Linked DNA regions of Homo sapiens: region 1 is linked to region 2. Evidence: chromatin loops called from intact Hi-C (ENCODE). Cell type or tissue: PC-3. All regions are shown on one strand. Links, peaks and the distances in the headings refer to the core of each region. The heading gives the core; the rest is flanking DNA. Region 1 overlaps APAF1 (apoptotic peptidase activating factor 1). Region 2 overlaps ANKS1B (ankyrin repeat and sterile alpha motif domain containing 1B).

Region 1 (2,913 bases), core at 135-2,634, 64 kb after region 2:
CTGGACTCTGGGAATAGTATTACCATTACCGACCAGAATGGAGCAAGATAGAACCTTCCAAAAATGTTGTTTCCAAGAAAAGACTTATAAAATGCCTGGTAAGTTTGAATCATTTAAGGAGCAAATTAACAAGAGAGAGTTTGAAGATAAGCACATATAAAAACTAAACAAATGAAAAAACAAACTTATCAACCCCAGGGAAAACAGAAAGCTAATGAGAGAGGAAAAAAATTCACACGATACGGCTCAATTGTGATTAGTTACAATGATGTAAACCCTGAACACTGTTCTAATCAAAATCAATGTACAAAAATCAGTTAGCCAGGCACAGTGGTTCATGCTTGTAAGCCCAGCACTTTGGGAGGCTGAGGCCAAAGGATCACTTGAGGCCAGGAGTTTGAGACCAGCCTGGCCAACGTAGTAAGACCTTTTTTCTATTTAAGAAAAAAAAAAATCAGCAGCATTTCTGTACATCAATAACATTAAAGCTGAGAGCCAAATCAAGAACACAATCCCATTTACAGTAGCCACACACAAAAAAATAAAATACCCAGGAATACATCTAACCAAAGAAGTCAAAGATCTCTACAAGGAGAACTACAAAACACTGCTATATAATTTTTATATATGTGTTGTTTTTTTTTTTTAGTCAAAAAATAAAAGATGCCAGGGAGGCTGCAGAGAAAAGGGAACGCTTATACACTGCTGGTGGGAATGTAAATTTGTTCGGTGACTTTGTAAAGCAGTTTGGAGATTTCTCAAATAACTTAAAACAGAACTACCATTCAACCCAGCAATCCCATTACTGGGTATACACCCAAAGGAAAACAAATCATTCTACCAAAAAGACACATGCACTTGTATATTCACTGCAGCACTATTCGTAACAGCAAAGACACAAACCAACCTAGGTGCCCATCAACGGAAGGTTAAAGGAAATATGGTACATATACACCATGGGATACAACACAGCCATAAAAAAGAATAAAATCATGTCCTTTCCAGCAACATGAATGCAGCTGGAGGCCATTATCCTAAGCAAATTAATGCAGGAACAGAAAACCAAATACCACAAGTTCTCACTTATAAGCCAGAGCTAAACATTGGGTACACAAAGACATAAAGATAAGAACAATAAATGCTGGGGACTACTAGAGTTGGGGAGGGGGGAATGAGGCACCTATTGGGTACTATGCTATCTGGATGACAGGACCAGTTGTACCCAAACCTCGGCATCAGCATCATGCAATATACTCACATAACAAACCTGCACATGTACCCCTGAATCTAAATAAAAGTTGAAATTTTTTTTTTTAAATCATGAAACATAGGCTGGGTGCAGTGGCTCACGCCTGTAATCCCAGCACTTTGGGAGGCCGAGGCAGGCGGATCACGAGGTCAGGAGATCAAGACCATTCTGGCTAATGTGGTGAAACCCCGTCTCTACTCAAAAATACAAAAAATTAGCCGGGCATGGCAGCGGGCGCCTGTACTCCCAGCTACTAGGGAGGCTGAGGCAGGAGAATGGCATGAACCCAGGAGGCGGAGCTTGCAGTGAGCCGAGATCGCGCCACTGCACTCCAGCCTCAGCAACAGAGCGAGACTCTGTCTAAAAAAAATAATAATGAAACATAAAAAGTAGGTCATGTTTGAGAAGAGAATAATTAACTCAGTTTGGAGTGCAATAACTTTGAGGCATGGTATGTTACTTAAGTGACAACAACTAGCAGGAAGTTAGGAATGAAGAACACAGCTCATAAAATGAAGGTTGCAGATGACATACCTGAAAAAAGATGAGTTGAAGCCATGAGACTGAATGAACTGGGATGGAAGAGCGGTGATAGAGGTGGTAGCCAAGGTTAGATGCTGCAGGAATAGCTACATTTTAATGGTCAGGGAAAATAGTTAATGAAGGGATCAGAGAGCTAAGAGGAGAAAGAATAAAACATTGATGTAAAATGAGGAGAGTTTCAAAAAAAACACAAAAAAACAAAAAAACTAGGTGGTCATTGGGGGTTTGACCAATAGTAATACAACAAAAATAATGAGAATCAGATAAAGAAAAATATCAGATTTCACACTAATCCAGAGGGCCTTAGACTACAAAAAAAATTGAAACTGAAAATAAAACTGGATTTTTACATTCTTCAAGGGAATACAGGGAAGATGAAACCAGGCTAAAAAATGGTTAAGCAGGGAGTAGGTAGTCAGGAAACAGAGGCAAGTATAGATGACTTAAGAAGCCCAGTCATGAAGGGAAAGAGAAAAACAGAATGACAATTTTAAAGAACAATACAATCAAGGAAGAATCAAAGGTTTTTCACTTTTTGGCTTTATAAGGCTCAGGAAGGCCCAAGAACATTTGTAAGCTGTGGAAAATAATTCAAAAAAGAAGAAAAATCTGAAGAAGCAACATAGAGAGGAAACAACTAATGAAACAAGGTGCCAGGAAAAGAAGGAAAGGGAGGAACAGTAGGTACAAGTACAGGATTTTTTCTTTTTTTTTCAAGACGGAGTCTCGCTCTTCCCCCAGGCTTGAGTGCAGTGGCGCAATCTCAGCTTACTGCAACTTCCGCCTCCCGGGTTCAAGCAATTCTCCTGCCTCAGCCTCCTGAGTAGTTGGGATTACAGGCATGCGCCACCACGCCCAGCTAATTTTTGTATTTTTAGTAGAGACGGGGTTTCACCATGTTGGCCAGGCTGGTCTCGAACTCCTGACCTCATGATCCGCCCACCTCGGCCTCCCAAAGTGCTGGGATTACAGGCATGAGCCACCATGTCTGGCCCAAGTACAGGACTTTTTGGACACTGTTATGAGAAAAAATGGAGCAGAGGCTTTTTACAGCAATTTCTGAGGGGGCTTATGATAGGGGACTCTTGGTGGATGGTTTTAATCCTTTGAATGGGTATGAG
Region 2 (2,857 bases), core at 358-2,857:
GCAGCATTCATCACAGCTCCTGGGCTCATGGGTCATCTTCCTGTTGTCTGAATGAGGGTCCAACCAGCCTTCTGCAGCATCGCATGGTGTTCCAGTTATCTCTTGCTGCGTAATAAACCACCCCAAAATATAAAACAACATCCATTTATTATGTTCACAATTCTGTAAGTCAGGGATCTGGGCTGGGCGTGGCAGTCCTGCTCAACAACATCTGGGGCCTCAGCCAGAGTGCCTGCAATGGCTGGAGATGCTGGGGCAGCCCGACTGGAGCCATCTGTCTGGGTCTTGAGTCTTCTCCAAGCGATGTCTGCTGGAGCTCCAATGTCTTTGAGACCCCTTCACTCCCAAATCTTGAGCCTGGGCTGGCCTGGCTGAAACCGTTGTTCCTGTCCAGGCAGCCTCTCCTTGTGGCTAGCTCAGGCATTCTCATAGCATGATGATCTCAGGATAGCAAGAACTTTTTTTTTTTTCCTTTTTTTTTTAAGATTGAGTCTCAGCTGGGTGCGGTGGCTCATGCCTGTAATCCCAGCACTTTGGGAGGCCGAGGCGGATGGATCACCTGAGGACAGGAGTTCAAGACCAGCCTGGCCAACATGGTGAAATCTTGTCTTTACTAAAAATACAAAAAAGTAGCCAGGCGTGGTGGTGGGCGCCTGTAATCCCAGCCACTCGGGAGGCTGAGGCAGGAGAATCCCTTGAAGCCAGGAGGCACAGGTTGCAGTGAGCCAAGATCGCGCCATTGTACTCCAGCCTGGGCAACAAGGGCAAGACTCCATCTCAAAAAAAAAAAAAAAAAGATAGATGGAGTCTCGCTCTGTCACCCAGGCTGGAGTGCAGTCACACAACCTCGGTTCACTGCAACCTCTGCCTCCCAGGTTCAAGCAATTCTCCTGCCTCAGCCTCCCAAGTAGCTGGGATTACAGGTGCCTGCCACAAAGCCTGGCTAATTTTTTTTTTTTTTTTTTTTGTATTTTTAGTAGGGATGGGGTTTCACTAATGGCCAGACTGGTCTTGAACTCCTGACCTCAAGTGATCCACCCACCTCAGCCTCTATATTAGTCTGTTCTAATACTGCTAATAAAGACATACCCGAGACTGGGTAATTTATAAAGGAAAGAGGTTTAATGGACTCACAGTTCCACATGGCTGGGGAGGCCTATGGCAGAAGACAAAGAAGAAGCAAAGGCACATCTTATGTGGCAGTAGGCAAGAGAGCATGTACAGGGGAACTCCCATTTATAAAACTATCAGATCTTGTGAGACTTATTCACTATCACAAGAACAGCATGGGAAAGACCCACCCCCATGATTCAATTACCTCCCACCAGGTCCCTCTCACAACACGTGGGAATTATGGGAGCTAGAATTCAAGATGAGATTTGGGTGGGGACACAGCTAAACAATATCAGCCTCCCAAAGTGCTGGAATTACAGGCGTGAGTCACCGCATCCAGCCAGGATGGTGAGACTTTTTACATGACTAATTCCCCCAGAGTAATGTTCCTAGAGGCCCAGGAGGAAACTGCAAGACTCCTCATGATTCAACCTCACAAATTCAGCATGTTGCTTCTGCTATATCCTATGGGTCAAGCAAGTCAGTAAAACCAGTCCAGATTCAAAGAGCAGATTCGACTTCTCAACAGGGGAACACCATGGTGTGCACGGGAGGGGAGAGTTGATGGCAGTCATCTTAGAGACAAGCTGGGTAGACACATGGGTTGGGCCAAGAGTGGGGGATTTTGAGCACAGATATTGGGTCATGTCAAGTTCTGTAACTTTCTGTCTCTGTGATGTCTGGAAAGTTATTTCACCCCTCTGAGCCTCCACTGCCTCATCTATAAAATGAGGATAATATGCTACTGCATGTGATTTGGTAAGACTTAAATGAAACAAAGATAATGCTTGGCACATCTCTCACACCTATTAAGTTCTCCCTTAATGGTAGCTAGACTGAGTATTAACTAGAAATGTTACGATTACTCCAGTTAGTCCTGTGGATATTCATTCATTCATTCAGCAAGCAAGCAAGCATTTCTTCTGCACCTGGAATGTGCCAGACCCAGTACCAGGCGTTGGCCTCCCCACAGTTGCAGGGATAATATGTTGAAGGCAGAGACAGTTGGGCTTTCAGATTTTCTGGGTGTCACCATGGGCTCTTCAGAGCCAGCCAGCATCATTGAGGTTTGCAAGATGGGCTTCTCACCTAAGCCTTCTGATGTTACAATATAATTTTCAACCTCATCCCGGTAGAGTCTCCTCGTACATGATAGCAACTCTCCTCCCGTTTCAGATGGTAGGGATGTTAATAGGAGAGGCAGGAGAATTGAACCTACAAAAAAATGGGGGTTCTTTCCCCATTCACACATGTGTCCTGAGGTCCCATGGGATGAGCATCTGTTTCCCCGAAAGGGCCCTGGTGTGTCGGGATGGGCAACACAGCACTTGGAAGGTGTGTCTCGGTGCCCATGGGCCCTCCTGGCATCCAGCATCAGTACCACAAACAGGAGGGCTGCAGACAAGAGAGGAAAGGTAACAGTGTCCAATCCTGTACTATACATAATCACAAAAGAAACTTGACAAAGCATTCTAAAATAAAACCAAAGCAAGAAGTCAAGGAAAATGTAAGCGGAACCAGAAGAAGCCATTAGGCAGGAAAACTTAATCCAACAGTCTGGTCTGTGTGTCTTATTTGAGCAGTTTCCTAATACCAGGAACTAATTAAAAATGAAAGGGCAGGACTTCTAACACATTCTCTCCCAAAACCTTTAGGCTTCCCATAATCATGTGAAAAACCTCACTTGCTCAAATGAAGGTCTTTTTACTTTCCTTTGAAGATCCTGGAGCTTTAAGTAGATCTC

Evidence for each region. A loop is a pair of places that touch in the nucleus more often than their neighbours do. Peaks named below come from ENCODE experiments on the same cell type or tissue, not always from the same donor. Only the 100,000 strongest peaks of a DNase experiment are listed, where the experiment ranks them.
Region 1: it touches region 2 in a loop (2.4-fold over the local background); 9 of 110 quality-filtered maps call a loop at or near these places.

The regions. Positions count from the first base shown.
Region 1 is chr12:98,690,800-98,693,712 of GRCh38, reverse strand. The region is part of intron 16 of APAF1 (apoptotic peptidase activating factor 1); the gene reads right to left. Among named protein-coding and RNA genes, the nearest start is that of APAF1, 47 kb to the right of the region's middle. In PC-3, for the core only: no CTCF peak of the experiment used is centred there; no DNase peak of the experiment used is centred there.
Region 2 is chr12:98,754,667-98,757,523 of GRCh38, reverse strand. All of the region lies in intron 25 of ANKS1B (ankyrin repeat and sterile alpha motif domain containing 1B), which reads left to right. Among named protein-coding and RNA genes, the nearest start is that of APAF1, 110 kb to the right of the region's middle. In PC-3, for the core only: a CTCF peak has its summit at 1,541; a DNase peak (open chromatin) is centred at 1,503; H3K27ac peaks cover 1,257 bases.